Linked DNA regions of Homo sapiens: all the other regions are linked to region 3. A link is a loop called in an ENCODE intact Hi-C map of the cell type or tissue named here. Cell type or tissue: OCI-LY7. All regions are shown on one strand.

Evidence for each region. A loop is a pair of places that touch in the nucleus more often than their neighbours do. Peaks named below come from ENCODE experiments on the same cell type or tissue, not always from the same donor. Only the 100,000 strongest peaks of a DNase experiment are listed, where the experiment ranks them.
Region 1: it touches region 3 in a loop (4-fold over the local background); 29 of 110 quality-filtered maps call a loop at or near these places.
Region 2: it touches region 3 in a loop (3-fold over the local background); 8 of 110 quality-filtered maps call a loop at or near these places.

Annotation. Positions count from the first base shown.
Region 1 is chr4:184,379,589-184,387,588 of GRCh38, reverse strand. LINC02362 (long intergenic non-protein coding RNA 2362) reads left to right here and starts at 5,283. Exons shown (of 6, transcript NR_125934.1): 1 at 5,283-5,455. RefSeq lists enhancers at 458-1,216, 2,735-3,494, 3,312-4,511, 4,985-5,074. In OCI-LY7, no CTCF peak of the experiment used is centred here; DNase peaks (open chromatin) are centred at 78, 3,158, 4,918, 5,158 and 1 weaker place; H3K4me3 peaks cover 3,220 bases; H3K27ac peaks cover 793 bases.
Region 2 is chr4:184,309,462-184,317,461 of GRCh38, reverse strand. It overlaps MYL12BP2 (MYL12B pseudogene 2), which reads left to right and starts at 3,133. Exons shown (of 3, transcript XM_047416561.1): 1 at 3,133-3,157; 2 at 3,314-3,502. The coding sequence starts at 3,133. RefSeq lists enhancers at 2,663-2,822, 2,953-3,222, 3,141-3,642, 5,559-5,628, 5,659-5,718. In OCI-LY7, CTCF peaks have their summits at 6,783 and 6,988 (motif pointing left); DNase peaks (open chromatin) are centred at 3,041 and 6,991; H3K27ac peaks cover 1,156 bases.
Region 3 is chr4:184,260,792-184,268,791 of GRCh38, reverse strand. It overlaps LOC105377582 (a long non-coding RNA gene), which reads left to right. Exons shown (of 6, transcript XR_939552.3): 5 at 3,708-3,794; 6 at 5,987-6,163. It overlaps LOC105377584 (a long non-coding RNA gene), which reads right to left and starts at 3,146. Exons shown (of 2, transcript XR_007058414.1): 1 at 3,002-3,146. RefSeq lists enhancers at 1-894, 500-989, 2,890-2,969, 4,148-4,217. In OCI-LY7, CTCF peaks have their summits at 4,267 and 4,469 (motif pointing left); DNase peaks (open chromatin) are centred at 251, 641, 1,461, 4,421 and 1 weaker place; H3K4me3 peaks cover 3,194 bases; H3K27ac peaks cover 4,075 bases.

The DNA of each region.
Region 1 (8,000 bases), 120 kb before region 3:
TACTGTGAGGCTTCAGTTGACTTCTTCTCTTGAGTGCTCGCCTGAGCAGGGGCCCGTGCTGAGCGTTTTGCATGACTTCCCGTCTTCATTCATCACACTTGTGCTGTAGAATAGGCATTCATCTCCATTTCATGTGGAGGAAATGAAGACTGAATGTGAAGATGCCTTTACTTGGCTCATAGTGGCACTAAGAGGCAAGGGCACAAGTTGGGCACAAGTTGAGCCCAATTCTCTGTGCTATGAAGGGGGTCTTTTTTCTTGTAAGCATATCCGTTATCTCAAATGTCTGTCTTCCTCTGTGTTGGGAGCATTCCCTGTGGAGGGGGAGTATTTTAGCCACGCCACTGGTTTCCTTCTCTGCTGTGAGCAAGGTTCACCCCACTCTGTGTCTTTCCTGTTTTCATCCTTAGGCTTACACGTACGACAAACGTCTTGTGTTTATGTCACTTAGAGGGGTGCATGGATAAGACATTTTCCACAACAGGAAATATGTATTGGGCTCTAACACCATGTCCGTCACTCGTCTTTCTAGGACCCGAGGCCTTACACATAGACCGTGCCCTCAAAACTTGGGGTCTGTCTTGTGGAATAAAAGGGGTGACTTCAAGAACACCAGTCTTTATCAGCCACTTGGTGTTTGAAGGTATAGTCTTGGCCTGGAGAAAGCCACAGCACCAGCCTCCCCTGCATCCCCAGTATCTTACTCTGTAAAATCAGAATATGAAAACTTTGCTACCCGCCTACTACCTCTGGGGGGTTGTGGAGGAGATTGCTAAGTTAATATTTGAAGAGGTTCCTTTAATGAAAGGACAAAAGGCTATTTTTATGCCTATCTCCATGTGTGGCTGCAGATATAATTAGCGGTCATAAAGTTATCCAGCCCTGAATGGAAATCAACTGGAGCATTTTCCTGGCGGATGCGTTGTAGTTGAAATGCCACACACAGAGGCGGGGCTGCTTCTGGAAGGAGCACTTTCGTTGACTGTCTCAGTTTCTCAGTGGAAGGGGAGTTATCAGGAAGAAACAGATGCTCCCTGGCTCCTTGGCACCCGACTTTTCAGTTAAGACCTGCTCTTCCCCCAGGTCCTGAATGGAGAAGTTCAGTTCTTTGAGACTTACATCTAAAATGTTTTACTGAGTCATCCTATTTTAAATAAATTAACAAAACAGCAACGGAAGGTTGCCCTGAGTCACGTGGCCTGGTTATCAAAGGGTTTAAGGTAGCTCAGGTCTCCTCCCCCTTCCTTCTTCCCAACACAGACTCAGGGCTTCTTCCTGCATCTCGGTCCCGAATGCCATTCCTGCTGCCCTCCCCTTGCTTCTGTAGCGTAACTAGACTTCCCAAGGCCCATCAAGTGGAAGAAAATTCAGGACTTGGAAATGCACCATTTAAGTTCCAGAGATGATACTCCATTGCCAATAAGGCCATGAAAAACAGAATCATGTTTAAAATCCTTCTGAGAAAGCCTGTATTGTTTCTAAGTGATACTTGCCAGCAACGCAGGAAAACAAGCTAGTCTCAGGATGCCTGGGGTTGACATGGGGAAGGAAAACAAAGGCATTGGGGCAGCTCCTGGACCCAAGCCTCAGACCTTGTCGTCACTTAGAGGAAGTGCCAGGGACGCATGCTTCTGGTTGGTATTTGTGTGAGCTGATAGGCTTTGATGATGGGCTTGGGTGTGTGTGTGCACGTATGCGTTTAATAGCAAGTTCAAGTTCAGTGTAACTGCCTTTGGAACAATAGTTTCCATTCTCTGCAGCCAGTACCTGGGTCACTCCCTTGATAATGGGCTCACTGTACAGCTGTGAACTGTGAATTCAGGGACATGTATTTCTGCCCAGCCTTGAGGTTGCAAGCACCCAGCACATCCACACACCTCGATGAAAGGGGCTTCTGGAATGCCATTTGCACATCTAAATAAATCCACCCTCAACCGTACTGTTTTGTCCGTGTTTTGATGAACCACTGCCAAAGGTGGTATTTAGTCTATTTCAAAGGATTTGTAAAAAAGAAATACACATGGCTATGGAATACAAATTCTTTGGACATCAAAACCCTAAAACAATACCCTTTCCCCACCCAAATCCCAAGTGTACCGTACTATCATGTAACCACTACTGAGACAGAGATTTTAGAAGTGAAGGAGATGAGTGATTTGATTTCAGGAGTCTGAGTTTTCAAACTTGTGCTTTTGGAAGTGCTTTGCATGTGAATGGAAAGATGGTAAGCCCCAGCTGGCCTCCTGCCCCTAATTCAGAGAGATGGAACATGAGACGTTCCTTCTGCTTGAGGCCACTCTGTAACCTGCGTTCATTAGGCTTTAAAGGCCCCCTGCTATTGTAGTTTTGGACAAATAAGCCCAGATAAAAGGTTAAAAAAAAAAGAACCCCCACTATTCTGCCAGATTTCTCCTGATAAAAGACAAAAGCTAGGGAAAGGTTTACACACAGGTAGCCAAGATGAGTTCATTGGCATTCAGGGGTCAAACAGCTAATGTCTGAGTGCCAGTTTGGTTTGGAGGCACAAACTGGTTTTTACATGGTGCCGTTCAGCCGCCTACCTCACCCTGAAACTCCATCCCACAGTACAATGACGTGCCTGGGGCCAGAGTTATCAGAGCAGGTGGGACGTGACTCTGACCTCCCTCTGTCCCCAGGCTGCAGTGGACCCCTCCCAAGGGCAGTTGGGTGACACCATCAGCTTCTTGAGGCTGCTTCTCACTCATTTGCACCCCAGCATGTGAATCAAGGTTGGGTACTACTAGGCTGTCATCCCTGGGATCTCCTCCTCCCCAGAGCCCCACCATCCCGGTGTCAAAAGAACAGGGCTGGGACTGTTGGCTTCACCCCCTTAGGAATGTGTCCAACCACAGGCCTGGAGAGGAGAGCCCGGCCGTGCGAAGCTTCAGGTCAGGAGATGCAGGAAGCTGGCAGGAGTCAGGGGGAGATGCTTTTTCGTGAGGCTGTCTGGCCTCTGGGTCCCCACTGGCCCCATGGGACACTGGTACCACCCCCATTCCCTGTCTGGGCTTGGGCATCACTGGTCCTGCTGTGCAGACAAATGAGGGTTTTGTAGAGGTTTGCTTCTGTGGCCACACGAACAACAGGTGCAGAGGCACTGTGTCTCTGCTTCCGAAAATAGTGCCTGGAAGGAAGGAAGTGGTCAGGCCTAATAGCTGGTTTTAGCAAAAATGTTAAGTCTATCCAAGAACCCGGGTTGTGCCGTGGAAGGATCAAGATGTAGCACATTTCAGAGTTCACATAGTCTGAAAACAGCCTGCTCTGGAGTCTGACCAAGTTTCTTCAGAAGAAAAGCAGTGTGTGTGCTTCTGTTCCTGTAAGCACACTGCCCTTTGGAGGTTTGGTCAGTTTCCCCGTATCTGCTTTATAAACACGTTCAGACAGAGATTGCTGGTGCTGTGGAATGTAGTGTGCTGGGATTGTGCAACTGCTGCCCAGTTAACCCCTTACATGCTTGGCTGGAGAAACACCAATATCACATGCAACAGACTGTGTCGCGAAAACAGTTAATTTTAAAAACACAAATTTTTGTTTTGCAGGTGCAAAAAAACTCCAGAGTGATAGCATCTTTAAGTTTCACTTTTGGTTGGGAAGCATATTTTAAAATCTAAACACCCAAACATCTCTCCACATGAATCATCAGGGAGAGGATATCCAAGATGTTCTGGCAGCTTGGGTTGTGTGTCTGAGAATACTCTTATTCTCCAAATTTTCTCTAATATGCCAGTTCAGAAGCGTTGACATTTCGAATCCACACATTGCACCGGAACTCACTGCCTGAAGTTTCAGGATAATGTTAGCAGCGAGATGGGAGTGCGTTCCTTAATCGGGGGAAGGTGATGACTAAGCCTTTATTCATCCCCAGAATTAACATTGATCCATATTTTCTGCAGAGTTCACTCTGCTGGATCCCAAGGGGACTTCCCCGGTGCTGTGACTCAAGAGCACATGTTTATGCTGCAGTATCTTTTCTCTGGGAAGCTCATGTTTCGAATGTAACTGAGATGCAGAAAAGATTTCACAGGCTCAGCTCTGAAATATTCAGGGTACAAGCAATAGAAATTTTAGTAAAAAACATAAAATACAACCCAAAGCCATTGCTTGGATTTTACCTGATGGTTCCGGGGATCCTGTGCAACACAGCTGATATGGGAAGGAGACCACAGGTGGATTTGTGTCTTCAAACTTTTATTTGCAAAATTGATCTAAAGTAATGTAATTACAGTGCCTTTCTCAGCAACTAAGATATTTAATTAGGATAACCAATCATCTTTTTGCCCAGAACTGAGGGGATTCTCATGAACATGGGGCTTTTAGTGCTAAAACCAGGAACGTCTCAGGCAAACTGGGAGGGGATGTCACCTAAATGTAATGCTGAGTTACATAGCACAAATGATATTTTGTGTTTTTGGAGGATTTTTAAAACCCAGGTAAATGTTTCATGAGGAGGTGTTATTGAGGATATCTTGTCGATGACCCTATTAATGCATGAATTTAATGTGGTGTTTGGTTAAGAAAGGTAGATTTCGTTCATTCAACCCTATGTACTGAATTCCTGCTATTTTCTAGTACTCTTCTAAATGTCAGAGAGTTGTCACAGAAGTGAACAAAACAAAGTATCTGTTCTAATGGAGCTTAAATCCTAGTAAGGTGGACAATCAACAAATAATAAAAATAATCTTTGGGTGACAATCACTGCTATGGAGAAAAACAAAGCAGGATATGGAGTGATGAAGATATTCAAGGCTTTCATTTTAGAGCTTAAAGGATCGATTGCGGGGTTGGCTGTTGTGAAAACCAGCAGTTAGAGGGAAAGAAGGAAAACAGCATATATCAATGGGGCTTAGTTGCAGGAAGCAAAAACCACGCCAGCTATTTTAAGCAGAAAGTCATTGTCTAGAGAGAAGCAGGTGTTTACAACGTCGTTGGGAAGGCTGGAGGAGCCGGCTTGCGGGTGCTTCCACATCTGCCACCACCGTAAAGGGAGGAAATCAGGAGCCTGTCACTGGGAATAGTGACTCCGAAGACACATTGTTTTAGCTGAAATCTGTTCATTAGAAAGTTCTGTCACCACCACTTTAATGTCTCTCGACACCCATGCAATCAGTGGCTGAACTTTGAGACATGGCTTCAGAAAGCCCCGGTGTTACCACAATCATGCTTGCCAGTGTTTACAGCCAATCAGTAGGAAGTGGCTTCTGCCTCCATTCTGACTTCCAAATCTCTTGCAAATGCATATAATTGGTTGAACCTAATTCACAGTTAGAACCCCAGCTGCAAGTGAGACTGGAAAAATGGCTCTCAGAGTTCCCGCCTCTGCAGTAGAGGAAGACACTCCAGAAGGAGTTGAGAATGGGTGCTGAGTGCCTCTTCAGGATGTCTGTCACACCTCAGGAAACCTGCCAGGAATACCAAAGGGAGTGAAAAATCCAAGGTAAGAATATCCAGAGAATGAAATCTGCATCCCATACCTTCCAGAGTAGTTGGGAAAGCAACATATGTAGTGGGAAGAGAATACGTTTTTTGAAATCAGATAAACCTGGGTTCAGTCTGCTCTTATTTGCTGACGACTTTGGGCACATCTCTTTGTATCTATGAGAAAAAGTTTCTCAACATATAAAATGGGGGTATTGACACCTTACTTGCAAGGTGAGAATTAGATAAGATAATGTAAAGTATGAAGTACATTGCAAGCACTCAGTTATATCAGCCACACCATCTGCATATAAAATAGCTAAGATCCATATTTTGGAGCACTGATTCCAAAGTACCCATCTTCTCCCAGACTTCCATGAATTCAAGATTTGACCACTGAGGCTGTCAGAGCTCAGACATGTGACCCCAGTTTCTATATAGCTAAAATTAGTCTTTCCTTCTCTGAGCTATCCCTTTTTTGAGCAAGCCTCATTCTGTTGTCAAGTGGCATAAAAGGAGCTGAGAATTTATTCCTTTCTGGTAGAAGTTGAAGGGGATATAAACCTGCTGGCAGTTAATTCAATTTGATTTTTGTTTTTTAAGACAGGGTCTTGTTCTGTCACCCAGGCTGGAGTGCAGGCTCACTGCAACCTCTGCCTCCTGGGCTCAAGCCATCCTCCCACCTCAGCCTCCTGAGTAGTAGCTGGGAATACAGGTGCATGCCACCATGCCCAGCTAATTTTTTTGTATGTTTTTTGTAGAGACAGAGTTTCACCATGTTGCCCAGGCTTATCTCAAACTCCCGAGCTCAAGTGATCCACCCGCCTCAGCCTCACAAAGTGCTGGGATTATAGGTGTGAGCCACCGTGGCTGGCCAATTTTGTTTTTTAAACAACATAGATTCAAACAAACTTTTTAAGCTTTATAAAGCCACCCAGTAGAATTACATTAACTTTTGATTATTGAAGTGATTCTAATTTGCTTCATTCTGGCCGTTGATACAGTTTCCCTTGTGGACCAGTTTGCATTATAATTCCCACTAGATCCTGGGATTCATGACATTTTGACTCAGCAATTTTGAAATTGGGAATATTTCAACATATTCATAAAACAGAGCCACAAACGTTAAGCTTTTGTGCTTTCTTGGTATCTTTCTACCCTATGCTAGAATCTCACACTCAGGACAGGATGAGGGAGCTTACATGGCAGGTGCTTTGTCAGAACCTAACCTGTGCCAGGCATGAGGGCAGGGCCAGGCCTTCTGTGTTATGTTTGCATAAACAGATTAACGTAGGGGCTGAGGAGGCTCCTGGGAAAAGAGCTAGAAGAGCTTGCAGAGAAGGGATCCCAGGAAAAGAATCTAGCCTGAGGATGGGGCCAATTAGGCTCTGAAGGTGGTAGGAGGTGTTCTTGGTACAGTGTCTTGACGGCTGCCTGAACCCGTGAAGACACCTGCCTGCTTCAAGGGGTGTGTGTACCTTGAAGAGAGAATGGCTGGGAGTGTAAAACTGCCACTTCAGGTCCCAGTCACCCCTTGTATTAGCCCGTTTTCATACTACTATAAAGAAATACCCAAGACTGGGTAATTTATAAAGGAAAGAGGTTTAATTGACTCATAGTTCCACATGGCTGGGGAGGCCTCAGGAAACTTACAATCATGGCAAAAGAGGAAGCAGGCATGTCTTACATGGCGGCAGGTGAGAGAAACCCGTGAAGGCAGAACTGTCAAACACTTACAAAACCATTAGATCTTGTGAGAACTCACTCATTATCTCGAGAACAACATGCAGAAACCACCCCGATGATCTAATCACCTCCCACCAGGTCCCTTCCTCAACAGTGGGGATTATGGGGATTACAATATGAGATGAGATTTGGGTGGAGACACAGAGCCAAACCATATCACCTATATTAAGCAGAGTTTTCCCTAGCTATTTCTTAGTGGCCTGAGCCTGGGTGACAGATCAAGTAGAAGATGAGAACTTCCCCAGTAATGACAGAGGCATATGGCCCGGTAAAAGTTCCTAGACATTCTGGAATAGGACTGCATCAGTAGATGCTATGGTCTGAATGTTTATGTCCCCTCGAAATTCATATATTGAAACACAATCTCCAATGCAATAGTATTAAGAGGTGGGGACTTTGAGAGATGATTAGGTCATGAGGACTCCGCCCTTATGAATGGGTTGATGCTCTTATTAAAAAGGCCTAAGGACGCTTGTTTGCCCCTTTCACCATGTGAGGACAGATAGAAGGTGCCATTTATGAGAAACAGGTCCTCCCCAGACACTGAATTTGCTTATGCCTTCATCTTGGACTTCCCAGCCACCAGAACTGTGAGAAATAAATTTCTATTGTTTATAAATTACCAAGTCTGAGGTATTTTGTTATAGCATCCCAAAGTGACTAAGACAGTAGGGAAAGCAGAAGCCTTAGCTAAGGAATGAAAATTGCCTAAAGGCAGAAAGGCAGTAGGTAGGCCGTTGGCCCAAGCAGTGGCAGCTCCAGGGCTAGGGATGGCAGAAGTGTACTTAGTGGATTGGCACACAAAAGCAGAGAACCCT
Region 2 (8,000 bases), 49 kb before region 3:
ACACTTCAAACAATGCCTGGTTAAAGGTTATAGCCCAGCTTAAGCTGGGTGCGGAGAGGAATGAGGTGGAGCAGAGGAGAAGGTGGGGAGCGCGTGCTCCTTCTGCAAGGCCTAAGTCAGGGGACTCAGTGGCACCAGAACAGTGGTCATCTTGGGAGTGCCAACAGCTGGGAAGGCAGTCCTGGTCGCTCAGGAGCGGGGAAGAAGAGCAGACGCTCAGGTACGTGGGAACCTATTCCAGAACACGTGTGACACAGCCCAGGGGAACCCCCAGAAATAATAGAAAGGTGCTTTGAGGGGTTTAACTTCCCATGTGGGCAGACGGGAAATGCATGCAATTGGTTGTAATTAGAGTATTGATGGAAACTTGCCCCCTTTTTTTGTAGACACACGTGGTTGAAGCCGGGCCCTTCGTTTGAAGAAATGACAATAGATGTTTGCCTGGAGTTTTAGCGTTTACAAAGTGATCCACTAACACCGTCTCATGGAATCTTCACATCAACGGTGGGGAGAAGGTGTTGTAGGCATTACGATCTCTGTTATAGATGTGGAATCTGGGGCTCACTGTTTGGGTAACTTGTCCGAGGTCATGCAGCTAGTAAGACTCAGATACAAATGCAGGTCTCAGAATTCTAAACCAGGGTTTTCCTCTCTGCCTGGCACTCAGGGACAAGGTGAGGGGATGAACTACTCTAGTCCACTGTTATGGGTTGAATTTTATCCCCCTAAAAGATAGGTTGAAGTACCTATGGATGTGGCCTATTTGGAAATTGAGTCTTTACAGATGTAACCAAATTAAGATGAGGTCATTAAGGTGGGCCTTCATCCAAAAGACTATTGTCCTTGTAAGAAAAGGGAAATTTGGCTAGGCATGATGGCTCACGCCTGTAGTCCTAACATTTTGGGAGGCCAAGACAGGAAGTTTGCTTGAGGTCAGGAGTTTGAGACCAGCTTAGGCAACATAGTGAGACTGCATCTTTACAATTAAAAAAAATTTTTTTTTAATTACCAGGGTATGGTGGCTGGCTTATGCCTGTGGTCCCAGCTACTCAGGAGGCTGAAGCAGGAGGATTGCTGGAGCCCAGGGGTTTGAGGCTGCAGTGAGCTATGATTGTGCCATTGCACTTCAGCCTGGGCCACAGAGTGAGAACCCCACTCTAAAAACAAGAAGATGAACAAGAAGAAGGAGAAGAAGAAGAAGGAGAAGGAGAAGGAGAAGGAGGGGAAGGGGAAGGGGAAGGAGAAGGAGAAGGAGGGGAAGGGGAAGGGGAAAGGGAAGGAAATGGAGAAAGGAAGAAGAAAAAGGAAGAAGAAGAGGAAGAGGAAAAGGAGGAAGAGAAACAAGAAGGAGAAGAAGAAGAAGAAGGAGGAGGAGGAGGAGGAGGAGGAAATTTGGACACAGGTGCTCACAGGGAGAAGAAGGCCATGTGGAGACAGACACAGAGGGAAGAAGATGTGAGACAGATGAGGGCAATGCTGCTAACAGCCAAGGACCTCCTGGGGCTACTACACACTGGAGGAGGCGAGAAAGGGTCCTCCCTTCAGGGCTTTGGAGGGAGCACCGTCCAGCTCACACCTTGATTTTAGACTTCCAGCCTCCGGAGTCGAGAGGGAATGCACCGGTGTTGTTTAAGCCACCCTGCTGTGGTATCTGTTATGGCGGCACAGGCAGAAATAGGGACACAAGTGCAGGTTCAGGGCAAGGTGTGCGAGCACACTCAGTCCCTGGCCTCGGAGTCTCTCTGGATGGCTTCTTGCCTAGGGTGACTGACAGAGGGATGGATGATATGAAAAGGCAGCTGTTCTCCTCCCGACCTAACCCCAATTCTTACTCCATGGGTTCATGACAGCCCATTCTGCTGGAGACTGTGTCTTAAAACTTTCTCCCCTAGTTTCTCTCAAGTACCCCTCGTGAGCTGTGATTTCACTGGGCTTTCAACTCTTAGGCCATTTTCTTTGTGCCTTTCTATCAAAGCTTTATATCAACTCAAACCATGTCTATAGTAGTTTTCCATTTTCCTTTTTTTCTTTTTTAATGATTGTAATTTTTTCAAATGGATTATGTATTTTTATATCTTTTTTCTTTTGAATTTACTTCTTTTTTAAGAGCCATTTTTTGTTTGGAGCAAAATTGAGCAGAAAGTCCGGGGAGTTCCTCGCTGCTCCCACACACACAGCCTCCCCGCTGTCGATATCTGGCACCGGAGGGGTCTGACCCTTACAAGTGAGGAGCCTATGTTGATGCACCATTATCACCCAAAGCTCATAGTTTACACGAGGGCCCACTCTTGCTGTGGAACCACGTTCCTTTTCCCCACGTGTTTTTGCATCCCTTTTCTTTTTTCTACCTTCCCAAACCCTGTGATGTTCGGAAGAGCTATGATCCCTATTCTATAGAGAGGACACTCAAGGAAGCAGCTGATAAGTAGAACCAGGACTCAAACCCAGATCTCATAACTCTAAATCCAGCAGTGGTAGTTTTTTCTCTTTAATACAATTATGACACTCCCTTTTGAACTTGTGATATATACCTGCCGCTAACACACACACACACACACACACACACACACACACACACACACACACCTTGAGAGGCTGTTGCCAATTGTTCTTTAGGCATCACACACAGCCCCGGCACACAGCAGGGGCTTAATAGATATTCCTTACATCGAAGTTGAAAGTCTTGTCTCAACATTCTGCTCTCACACACTCGCCTACAAACTCATCAAATAATAGAGCATCGATTCTCATTCTCTCCCTCTCCCTTCCTTTTAAATCTCCTGGGGCTTAGAATCCATAATTTGTGGAATTCCCGCATTCCCACAGGTGTCCTGGGAGGTGGGCAGGGCCAACACTTCAGCAGCTTCTGCAACGCAGCAGACTCCTGGGCCTGATGTGCTAGCTGCCCATTTGCTATGGGCCTTCGCTCCCCAGAAGCACCTCTCTGGGTATGGGGCAAACACCCCTCATTGCTGCAATGCAGCCTCTGCTGGAGTGAAACAGGATGCTTGATTTCTATTGCGTCAGTAGCAACACTGCCCAGAGGTCTAAGAGAGGAAGTCAGAGCAAAGCCCATCAAAGCCCACCCAGAACAGCAGGGAAATTCCAAGTCATCGGTTTCTAGTTCTCCCCATGCGTGTGGTGGCCCTGCTTTGTGGTGAGCCTCCAGGACTGTCCTGCTGTGCCTCTGAAGCACCTGCTCACAGAAGGGTGACCCATTGAGGCATGCAGTGGGTTGATACAAATGTCAACTCCAGCCCCTGTCATCAGCTAAAGGTCAGCAAATGAGTTCTCTGGCATTTGGGGTCTGCAGGAGCAAGTGAGTACTGTGAACACCTGCAGTGTGGAGACCACGTCCATCTAATTGGCGTCTATGGGGCCCAGTGCCAGGCTGGGCCCAAGTGTCGATTCAGGAAGGGTGTCTCAGGATGCAGAAGCCGCCTGATGCGTGCAGAGGTGGATAGGCCTTCAGCCTGCTCTCCTCCTCTGTCCTGCAGACCGGGTGAGTTATGTTAGCCTCTGCTTTCCCTTCCTGTCCTGAGCACAGCAATCGGGACAACCACACATCCTCTGAGAGATGATAAAAATAATGAGACCAAGAAGACTGCACCCAAATCGATGTTTTGTCTTTGCGCAGACCCCATAGTGTGTCTTGTGCTGCAGAGGGAAGCACCTGGCATCTTGGGGCCTCTTCTCTGCCCCCTCCCCACTTTGGGGAGGGGTTTTGTCGGGGGCAGCCTCCATCCTTTGGAATCCTGTCTGTGCTCTGATTCTCCCTGATGGTCTTTATAGCTTTGCATTATTTTGCTTTCAGAGAACAGAGAAATGTGAATAAGAACAGAAACATGGCACCGGTGTCCTCAGCTTCTTCCCCACCTTCACAGAACTGCTGCTGCAAACTAGTAGTTTTGAGAAATGATGAAAAACCTGTGGTTTTCCCCAAATTCCAAGAATCAGAGGCAGATTCTAGGAGGGTGAAGATGGTGTGGGCTCAAAAATGGTCATGCGGCACATCTTCTGAGGAGATATGCTGCCCATTAAAAGGGCAAAACAGGAGTTGGTGTGTGGGCAGTTCCCGCATCACACATAAAGGCTTCACCAGTGAGGCTCAGCCCAGGAACTGCCTGCCCTTGAGGCTGGGGGCTCACAAAGAAAGCTTTCCCCCAGCTTCTGATGTCCATGAAGAGCAGAGAGCATGCTGGTGGTGATTCATAACCCCCTGAAATGTATCCTCAGTTTGCCAGAGAAAAATTTCTAGGACCCACCTAATAAGTTCATTCATTGGTTCCCAGACTCGGCAGGTTTTACCAGATCCCTCACGACTGGTCCCAGCTTCTCTCCCAGCACATTACTTGAAGGTACACAAATAGTCCACTGTGCTTTGTTTCCTCTGTTTCTTCCAATTCTCTCTTCTGCTTGACCAGCTTGTACTTGAAGATCTAGGTTTTGGGAGATTCCCGGGATTGCTGCCAGGCACTGCCTGCCCCCATCTGAGTAAGGGGTGTAAACCCCAAGAGTATCTGAGACAAGTGTCAGTTAATCTAGGATTGTATATTGCCAAGGTTAAGAACATGCCCAGGACACAGCCTTGGGAGGTCCTGACCACATGTGCCCAAGGTAGTGGGCCTACAACTTGGTTTTATACATTTTAGGGAGACATAAGCCATCAATCAATACATGTAACATGTACATTGTTTTGGTCTGGAAAGTTGGGACAACCGGAAGGGGGAGCTTCCAGGTCACAGTCAGATTCAAAGACTTCCTGACTGGCAGTTGATTGAGTTATTATCTAAAGACCTGGAATCAAGAGAAAGGAATGTCTGGGTGATGGTAAGGGGTTGTAGAGATTAAGGTTTTGTCATGCCGATGAAGCCTCCAGGTAACAGGCTTCAGAGAGAATAGGTCATAAATGTTTCTACTCAGACTTAAAGAGGCTGTTCTATCAGTCATTCCTAAAGGAAGGAGGGTATCAAGAGGCTGTTCTATCAGTAATTCCTAAAGGAAGGAGGGTATCAAGACGCACGTCTGGCTCCCCCTTCCCCTCATGACCTGAACTAGTTTTATAGGTTAACTTTGGAATGCCTTGGCTGAGGGGCCATGCATTCAGATGGTTGGGGGCCTTAGAATTTTCTTTTTGGTTTACAGGGACTTGCACTCACAGTGGCCTGGCTGTCTGTCTGTCTGTCTAACCTGGCATTATGCACACACTTTGAGTTATCTTATTCCTGCTCTGTGTTCTCATTGCATGAGATCCTTGGGTGCAGGAACTACGTCTCCTCCTTGTTCTCCAGAGTACAAATTTTTCTTTCAATAACTGTGCACTGAGCTCCAATTTTGTTCCAATGGCTGTGCTAAGCTCTGTAGATGAAGTCGAAAAAAATAAAGAAGTAAAGACATCATTGCTGCCTGTGTTAGTTTTCTAGGGTACCAAAGCACCACAGATAGGGCAGCTGAAATCACAGTAATTGATAGTTTCACAGTTCTGAAGGCTGGAGGTCCCAGATGGAGGGATTGGCAGGGTTGGTTCCTTCTGACAGCTGCGCCTTCCTCCCAGCTGGTGGTTTGCTGGTGATCTCTAGGGTTCTTGGCTTGTAGAAGCCTCACCTTAGTCTCTGTCTTCATCCTCACATGGCCTTCTCCCTGAGTGTCTTTCTTCACATTTACCCCTTTTAGAAGGACACCAGGTTTTTGGATTAGAGGCCACTCTAATGACCTAATTGTAGCTTGATTTGCTCTGTAATGACTCTATGTCCAAAGAAGTTCACACCCTGGGGGACAAGACTTTAAGATATGAGTTTTTAGGGGACACATTGTCCTGAGGCTTGTGGTGTAGCCGGATGGGGGCCGTGGTGCACCAGGACGCACAGGTGCACACTGCATGTGCTCACCTGGGCAGCGCAACTTGCCTGTGCCTGGTAAGCAGGCAAGGCTTCCTGTGAACCGTGAGGGACTTCTGACACCAGAGGGACAAGTCAGAATTACCCAAGTGGTGGGAAGGAAGGGGTGGGGAAGGATGTTTGGAGCTGAAGAAAAGGCATGGGGGAAAGTCCTGAGGCAAGAGAGAGTGTGGTTCCTTTCAGAAACCTCAAGAACATAACTATGGACACAGCACAGAGCAAGAATGGGGACTGGCAGGGCTGAAGCTGCAAGGAAAGGAAGGCCCTGGTTTCAAAGGGAGCACCTTTGTGTCATAATGAGGAAAACTGGACTTTGTCCCGCGGGCAGGGGAGAACTACTGAAGGGTTTTAAGCAGTGGAAGAACATGATTCGTGGCAGCCTTCCAGAAGCTCATGGGCTCCTGGGAAAAACAGGCCTGGGAAGAAATCAGTAATGCTGGGCAGTGAGGCCGACTAGAAACATTCCCTGGGCCCAGTGAGCACAGACGCCAGGGCAATGCCTGTCCCTGGGAGGGCTCGGCCAACGCTGGGAAGTTTGGTTCAGGCCCTTCTGCCTACAGCAGAGAGGCCCAGCACGCTGCTCCTGGGGGTCTTTGCTGGAGGAAGCTGGGAGGCCAGTGCACACCTGGGCTGCGTGCATTTTTGATGTCTTTTAGCTTAAACATGGAGTTCATGTTCTCACTGCTTGTTGCCGCTGTTGCTGCTGTTGTTATTGTTGAGGGAATATGGGGCTGGACTGAGCAACGCCACATGCTGGAATGACCCTAAAAGCCTGCCACCAGTCTCTCTGGAACATCCCTAATATCCCTAGTGTGGGACTCGGGGAAGGGCATTTGCTCCCCAACACCAGGTTAGAAAGTTATCACATGAATAGAAATGGTGGCAGGGGGTTATAAGGAAGGGAAAGGGTGACACTGGCAAAGATCGACAGGAAGCTGGGGTGGGTTTCATGCCTGAGGGGCCTATGCACATCCCTACGGCCCCTAGGAAGGTCACAGCCCCTGAATGAGGAGCAGGACAGTGTAACCAGGGAGGCAGAGGTGTGCCCAGGACGTAACAATTCACTGCATGACCCTGAGAGTGAGTGCCTCCTTGTGGCTAGGGACGACACACTTCCTTTCCAGCACCCAGGGTGGCTGCAGGGCAGCTGAGGAAGGGACTGGGGCAGGCTGCGGGCCCACGTGCGGCCGTGGCCACCATTCACAGCCATTTCCTCTCCTATTGTTTCCTGGAAGCATCATATCCGCCCTGAGGTCGGTGGGGCAGGGATTGTTGACTCTGCTGCAGGTGAGAAAACAGAGCCGGGTGCTGCCGCTGCCCAAGGGGACCAGTGGTGACAGAGCTGGCCTGACTGGGCTGACCTCTCCTTGACCTCTACCTCTCTTCCCAGGGCTCAGGGCTAAGAAGATGCAGTGCCTCCTCTTTTTCCAATCCCTGGAAACAGGATTGGTTAACCTGGCAAGTTACTGTCAGTTGTACCTTAAAAAACCAAAATGGGGAGAATAGATAGGCGCAGGTGTGGCTGCACCAAAGGAATGCTTAGAAACCACGGGCCTCCTGTGCACACAGCAGCGTGGGTGGATCTGAACATTTCAGTGCTGAGTGAAAAGGGTAAGAAACAGCAAGAGACGCGTGGCAGAACACTCCTTAGGAAAATTAAAAATACACACATAAAGTCACTGTATTTTTAAAGAATTGGCACAAATAAAAATACATAAACACATTCCAATGGTTACCCATGAGGAGGTGAGGAGAGTAAAAGTCCATAAAAAACAAACCATGGGAAGGGCCTTGCCCAGCCCTATAGTGACTGTGTGCCATCGAGAGAGGGCTACACGTCCGTCCTCCACCTCTGCGGCCAGAGGTACCAAAACTCCAAACAAATGAACAGACAAAAACCAAGACAACACCCTGAAAACACAGCAGCAGATCATGTGGATCGTGTGCCTTAGGCATTGTTGACAGTAAGTGGCAAGGCAAAGCAGGCACCCCTGATGCTTTACTTTTGTTTGTTCACTTCACAGAGTGAAGCTCCTGATGCTGCCTTAATGAAGATTTATAACATCCATCCATCCATCCATCCATCCATCCATCCATCCATCC
Region 3 (8,000 bases):
ACATTTCATTTGCTTAAAGTCTCTTCAGAAAACTTTTTTGACTTACTTCTATAACTAAATCTAAGATATTCTTACTGACTCCTTTTATGTCATAACTTTGTTCTGGAGTCACCCTTGTTAGATAGAGTTGGGTAAGGACATGTAGATGGTACATTTTCTTAGTTCTTGTAGATGTGACAATATCTTTTTGTTGCTTGCTCACATGAATAACAAGATCGGCTTGCTGTAGAATTCATGAGTCATACTTAAGCTTCAAAATACAGACACAGTTCCACTGTCTCCTGGTAATTGCCACACTGACTTTGCATTTTTCTCTACAAGTACGTTAAAATTGTTTTTTGATTATTCATTTAGGAAATTCAAGCGTTTCTGGAGGAAATAGTCATACTTTGGATTCTAATTTTCCTTGGCAAAGGGTGGACACTTTTAGACGCAGGTGCTCATTTCTGGGAACTGCATGTAAATTTCTGACTGTTGTTTTTCTTCAGTTACTCTGGTTTCTTTTTCAGAAATGCCAATCTGGTTCACAAGGCAGCTCTGCGTTCTCTGCCGCCTTCTTTCTCACCACTGTCATCTCTGTTCCTGTTTCCCGGTGTGCTGGGGACTCTCTGGTTTGCCCTCGGCATCGTAGTTCTGTTTTCTGCGCCTGCAGTTCTGCCTTCGCTGCCTGTAATGAGGTTTCGGTTTCGCTATGGCGTTGTGAGCCTCTCTGACCATCTTTCGTGGTCCTCTGCCATGCTGCTCAAGCCAGAAACCCAAATCACGCCCGATGCCTTGCTGCTCCTTATGCCTTCCTCTCGTCCATCCACGGCTGAGGTTGCTTCAACCTCTAGAATATTTCTCTCAAGGTCATTTTGTCTCCATCTTTACTGTCATCACTTCAGTTCACGGGGCCACCATCTCACCCTTCTTTTTGCCGCCCCCCCCCATTGCTCCTCCTAGTCTGTTCTCTATGCTGTAGCTGGAGTTATTGATGTTTATGCAGACATTTAAACATGTGTATGTACAGTTGACCCTCAAACAACATGGGTTTGAACTACGCAGGTCCACCTACACATGGATATTCTTCTGCCTCTACCACCCCGGAGACCCCAAGACCCAGCCCTCCTTCTCCTCCTCCTCCTCCTTAAATTTTCTCCATAACATTTCTTTTTCTTTGGCTTACTTTATTGTAAGAATACAGCATATAATGCATATAACACACAAACTATGAAGTAATCAACTGTTTATGTTATCAGTAAGGCTTTCAATCAACAGAGTACCTGAGGCTTTTGGTCAACAAGTTACATTTAGGGAAGTCAAAAATTATGGGTGAATTTTCAACTGCCGGGTGGGGGTTGGCACCTGTTCAAGGGTCAACTGTGTGCATGTGTATGTGTGTACAGATGTATACATGTGCATACACACACACATATACATACTGAATACACACACACTCACACTCTCAGTGGCTTTCTTTTGTACTAAGAATTCAAAGCACTTTTCCCAGCTGTGAAGCTTCTGCATGAGCTGACACTGCCTATGTCCCCAAATTCAGCTGTGCCATTTACCAGGCACATGGGTCTTTTTTCAGTTCTTCAGGCATGTGGAGCTCTTTCTCACCTTAAAGCAATTTGCTTCCTCTGCCAGGAATATACATGACTTGCTTTCCATATCTGGCTCAGATGAAATACTACAGAAGCCTTTCCTGCCTATTTTATCTGAGTAGGTACTACCTGCCCCCAATCAGCCCCTGGTTTGATTCATTACTAGCAATTATCATTATGAATTATTTATTAGTGCATTGTCTGTGAACCTCACCAAAGTGTAAGCTGCCTCAAAGGTGGCATCTTGTCCATTCTACCCATGTCTGGATTCTCCAGCCCAGCCCAGTGCGTGCCTCATAATGGGTTCTCTTTTTTTTTTTTTTTTGAGACAGAGTCTCGCTCTGTTGCCCAGGCTGGAGTGCAGTGGTGTGATCTCGGCTCACTGCAAGCTCCAACTCCTGGGTTCAAGTGATTCTTGTGTTCAGCCTCCCAAGTAGCTGGGACTACAGGCATGTGCCACCGCGCCCAGCTAATTTTTATATTTTTAGTAGAGACGGCATTTCACCATGTTGGCCAGGCTGGTCTCGAACTCCTGACCTCAAGTGATCCACCTGCCTTGGCCCCCCAAAGTGCTGGGATTACAGGTGTGAGCCACTGGGCCAGGCCTTCATAATGGGTTCTTAATAAACATTTGTTAAAAGCATTGGTTCATCACATATTAGTAATTTTCATCTTTACTTATTCCTTATGATTTTTTGTTTGTTTAATATAGGTTATACCTTTTGATATCCTATAGAGGAGTCCAGCGTGTTGGATCTCTTGGGTCCTCCTGTAGATTATTTTTAGAGTCTTCTAAAGTCTTCTAAATCATTGAGATGAAGTCTCTTTCCTATTTTCTGTAGCTTTACAAAAAACTACCTCCCAGACCCCGCCCCGCCCCATAGAGTTTTTCCTCCCTTATTTACTCATCCTTAAAGGAAGTGACATCTGTAGAGAGCCAGTGCTTGTTAAGAGCGAGGGTGAGCTCATCATCGAGGTCCGGTCCTCCTGTGTGGAGTCCTATCCTGGTGCTCTCGGGGTAGGACAGGTGGGCAGTGCCTGCTCCCAGCCTGTTCCTGATTCCTCACAGTTGCCTACGGAAGCTCTATTTCCCCAAACTTCTAACTTTTCCTGCCTTATCTGATTGTTCTCTGGTATTGTATTCTGAGTCCAAGGAGGGCACGAGAAACTAGTTTCTAACATGCTGCTAAGCGTGTTTCTTTCCTACTCTTCTCTTACTAAGACTGCTTTACTCGTGCGCATTGTTTTTCCTAAAATGCGATGAGCCAGCAGCAGTTTCTTCTACTTTCCGCACAGGTGATTTTTCTTTGCTTGCTTTTTAAGCTCCTTTCTCTGAATGAATATAGATTAAAAGAGGGATGGGACGAGGGGTGGACAGCACTAAGGGTAACTGCATAGCAGCAAGAATGACTCACGTCTGTGTTGCTGGTAGTTTCTGAGTTCAGGTCCTGGGTGCTGGGAGGAGACAGCTGCCTGCAGAGTGGTGAGAAATTCTTCCAATCTTTTTTAGATGCTTCCCTTTTCTGAAGTAAAGCCTGAATATGCCATTAAGAGAAGCTGTGGTAGGTTTTCCTCCCACCTAGTTCCATCTGCCGTGTGGTTAATGAAACATCTTTCCATATTTTCCATGTGGTTATTCATCAAGCCTAGTTTTGGGGATGGTGTGAGTTTTGTTTTGTTTTGTTTTGTTTTCTGGAGGGTGAGAAAAGTTGCATTTTAGGGTTGCTGATAAGATCTAATTAAAACCCATTTTTAAAATATTAGACACTGAGAGAATTTTCCTCAGAATAGCATAATAATGGCCATTAAATATGTGCTTCCCCCACCCTTAATCAGCTCTATACTAGGAATTAGCACTAAAAATATTAGAAGAGAGATGTTATATTTACATATTTGGTTGAGACTAAAGAACTTCTTCCTCTTAGCTGCAATAGACTCTTATTTTACTCTGGCTTTCTCTCCCAATTAAGCTAGGAACAATAACTATTGTCTATTTCCCTTCAATTTCAATCCACCGTTTCTTTTTTATTTTCAGCTATACGTGAACAGATATGGGCTAGGGAAACATAAAAATTAAATAACTTGAGTGGGTCAATAAAAAGGTTATTCTGTTTCTTTCAGGGTTTTTGAGGATTATAATGAATAAAACAGAACCAGAGAAGTTACGAAGCATGTGTTTATCACTCAGCAATAGAGAATTTTAAACAAGTACTTTAAATCATTATTATATATAAAATACATTTATTATATTACTGTACATATAAATATAATAATATATTTAATAGGTGTTTTAAATATAATTTGAGCTTTCAAGCATGTGTTTATCACTCAACAGAAAGAATTTTAAATATATAATGTAAACAATGCTATATAAATACAATAAATATGTATTTTATATACCTAAAAATATTTAAATATGTACTATATATAATTTTATATTAAAACATTAAAAATGTTTTATATTCTATTTATATGGTGTATATTAAATATGTACTGTATATGTTTAAAATATATTTAAAATTCTGTTGCTGATAATACACATTTTTTAACTTGTGTTTTTGTTTTAAGTATACATACATATATACATGATGTATTATCATATGTATATATATGTCACACATGTATGTATTTCTCCATTGTACCGTATTTACTTTTAAAACAATAATCTAGGGACAAAAATTGAAAGCTTTAGCTCCTAGTGACTACAAGCTGTAGACTGTAGGTTGGCACAAAATCTGAATGGGAGCCAGTGGATTTGGTGAGCAAATCCTTGCCACAAGCCCTTTGATGTTCTAAAGCTGAAGCCATTTCAGCTGAAAGCCGGTTGGGGCGCGGGGATTAGGACTGTAGTTTCTAGATTTTGGAAACAGCGCGCCCCCTTGTGGCCATTCACATGCTGACTTCTAAAATTGAGTTCTGAGAGCTCTTCCGGCTTGAGGAGCATCTCTCCCAGTTTGTTTTCTTTCTGCTTTTATACTGTGGCCCTGTCTTTGAGGAAGATTTCAGTCCCCGCTCGCCCCCTCGGTCAAGAAGCCTTGTTTATTGTTATTAGATATCGATGATGTTGACGGACCCTACGTGGAGGGTCTGTGATCAGACAGAAGGGTGATGGGTCAGGACTCACTTCTGCTGCGTTTGACGTCATGCCAGGGTTGGAGGCCAGTAGTGGGGAAGTCACCGGGCTAAGACTCCCAGGACACCAGGTTTGGGTCCCGGCTGTATCATTAACTGGTAGAGTTATTTCCGGTCCAGGGGTCAAAGCCGTAATTTATGTAGCCAAAGGCCTCAAAGATGATTGCTCTCCAGGACGCCTTCCCATTCTCAGAGTCTAGCTCTAGAGTATTTGGGAAGCGGGGTATGTTAGACCCTGGCTTCTGCCATTTTTCCTGGGAGCTTATTCCACAGCCTGGCCTTCTGCGAGTTCAATCATGTGGTTGCCTGGGAGCCTAGTGAGAAGAAAATCCAAGCCCAAGTCCACTTGGAGAACTCCAGCATCATTTTAGTGGGAAGGTGCCATGTCCTCTACATAGGGGCTGGCGGGATGGCAGCTTGTACTGGCGGAAGGGTTCTTGGAAGAGATCCCCAAGGGACACACATTCCTTAAAATGTGACAGGCACAACAAGGGACTCCATTTTAAATCGATCAGATTAAAGATTGTTTTACATTGTGCTCAATGCATGCAGGGTTTGGTTAGATGGGCAAGTTGATGGGAGGTAAACAGGTTGATTTTTGTGTGGGCAGTTTGAAAATATCAAGAGCTTTGAAAATGATGGTTACTTTTTTCTTGAAATTTCCATCACAGAGGCAGAATGTGAGCAAAGATGACTATACAGAGACATTTATTCTGGCTTCCAGTCTGTGGTTAGAAAAACTGGAAGCAACCTAAATGCTTAGCTTTAGGGAAGAGGCTTAAGATGGTGGTAACCAAGGGTTGCTTTTTTTGTTGTTGTTTTGCCATGGATGGAGCCTTTCTTCAGGTGCACTGTTATGTGAAACTCTAATGATGTACAAGGGGATTGATTCAAGTTGGTTGGTAGTGGGGGGTGGTTTCTGTTGCAGCATCTCACCCAGACTGCATGACCCAGCCAGTCCTCAGGCTCCCCAGTGGCAGCTCATGAGGCACTTCCATGGCAAACATACCCCATGACTCAGACAACTGTGGGATGTCAGTATCAGCCTTTCCTTCTGACTGGTGGAAATTTGCACAGCTCTCTCCCTAATTCTTCTGACTTTTCTGTACTTGCCAAATTTTTCATTATGAATATATTACTTATTGCAATAAAATATCTAAGATGTTAAAAATGATGTCAGTTTATTATTTTAGAATTAGAAGTATAATTGTCACAGAAACCACAAAACTTGGGTCAGCCTGGCCAACATATTCTTTCCTTTTTGGCAGATCTTCAGGCTCGTGTGGAAAAACCGATAAAATAGAAAAAGCAATCGGAAGAATATAAAAATCACTGATAATCCCGCCACCTAGAGAAAACTACTGTTAGTATTTTGAGTGTATTTCCCTCCAGCTTTTTTCTATATATGTGTATGTATTTATAATATATAAATAATATACTATATATTAATCAAATACTATATATAATAAATACATTATATATCTTACATAGAACACATTTTATTTATTGTATTATAAACACAGTTTTGTGTCCTGTTTATTTTTGTAAACGTTATATTGTATAGTCCCTAGATATTACCATTTGAAAACATGACATTTAATGGTTTCCTAATATTTAAATCTATTGACAAACATAATTTTATAACCAATATTTCTTCTATAACGGATAGCACAGGATGAACATACCTGTACGTAAATCTTGTCTATATTCGTACTTTTGCCAGTCGCAGTTTCCAAGAACCTATTCATGATGTTAGGTGAGGACTTACTGTACTTGAAAAAAAACCTCCCCAAAAGTAGGTAAGAGACTTTCTTGTAGTCATTTCTCTTGTAGTCATTTGATTGATTAGAAATATATGTAAAATATGGCTTGTTCATCTATTTAGACAATAATTACAAACATACCAAATTAATTTACATTTAAATGTTTTTCATTCGTTTCAAATTGAGCTATGATCTGTGGAATGTCAAGGCGTCTTTTTGCTTTTATTGGCTTGTTATGGACCATCAATATTATGTTGTTAATTAAAGGAAATAACTGGGCTAGGTGTGGTGGCTCACGCCTGTAATCCCAGCACTTTGGGAGGCTGAGGCGGGCAGATCACTTGTGGACAGGAGTTCCAGACCGGCCTGGCCAACATGGTGAAACCCCATCTCTACTAAAAATACAAAAATTAGCCAGGTGTGGTGGCGCACGCCTGTAATCCCAGCTACTTGGGAGGCCAAGGCACGAGAATCAGTTGAACCCAGGAAGCAGAGGCTGCAGTGAGCTGAGATGGTGCTGCTGCACCCAGCACTGGTGACAGAGCAAGACTCCATCTCAAAAAAAAAGTAACTGGTCCTAAGTTTTCTGTGAGCAGCTGTAGTCAAGCAAAGACTGAAAACATTCCATTTTGGAAGGAGAATTAAGATAAAAGCAAGCAAGCAAACGCCCCCTTCCCACCATCCACCCAAATGTATGCAATCTTTTGCTTCACATTTTTGTGTAATGCATGGTGTTTTCAGAATCCTCCTCAGAATCTTGCCTCTCCTATTGCTTTGTGTTATTGAACGCGGACTTGTGCAAGCAGAAGCTCTGCACCTCTTCCTCTGCAGAAGAGGAAAGGAGCTGGGTCCTTTCCTCTTACACACCGGGGCACCTCCTTATTGCCTCACCAACCAGTTTGTTTTACAACTTGCAGGAGAGTATTATTACATCTGAGCACTCAGAAATTAGATGCTGACACTGAGTATTGATTTACATAAAAATCTACATATTTGTGGTTTTTCGAGAGCTACTCACTTGGAACTTTACAAGGTCAGGCATCCCCTGAGCCTAGGACCATGCCTGATACAAAGGGCGTGCTCAACAAAAAGTTGCTGAATTAAAAATCATCTTGGAATGTAAAGGTGACTAGCATTATGGAAATAGTTTATATTGACATGATTATTATTATTTACTTTATTTTTTTTTATTTAGGTGCTCACTCTGTCTCCCAGGCTGTAGTGCAGTGGCGTGATCTCAGCTCATTGCAACCCCCGCCTCCCGGGCTCAAGCAATTATCTCCCTCAGCCTCCCAAGTAGTTGGGTTTGCAGACACGTGCCACCACGCCCGGCTAATTTTTGTATTTTTAGTAGAGACAGGGTGTCACCATGTTGGCCAAGCTGGTCTCGAACTCCTGACCTCAAGTGAACTGCCTGCCTTGGCCTCCCAAAGTGCTGGCATGAGCCCCCGTGTCTGGCCTATGTTGACATTACTCATCCTCCTAAAATAATAATAAAATAACTGGAAAAAATAGCTTG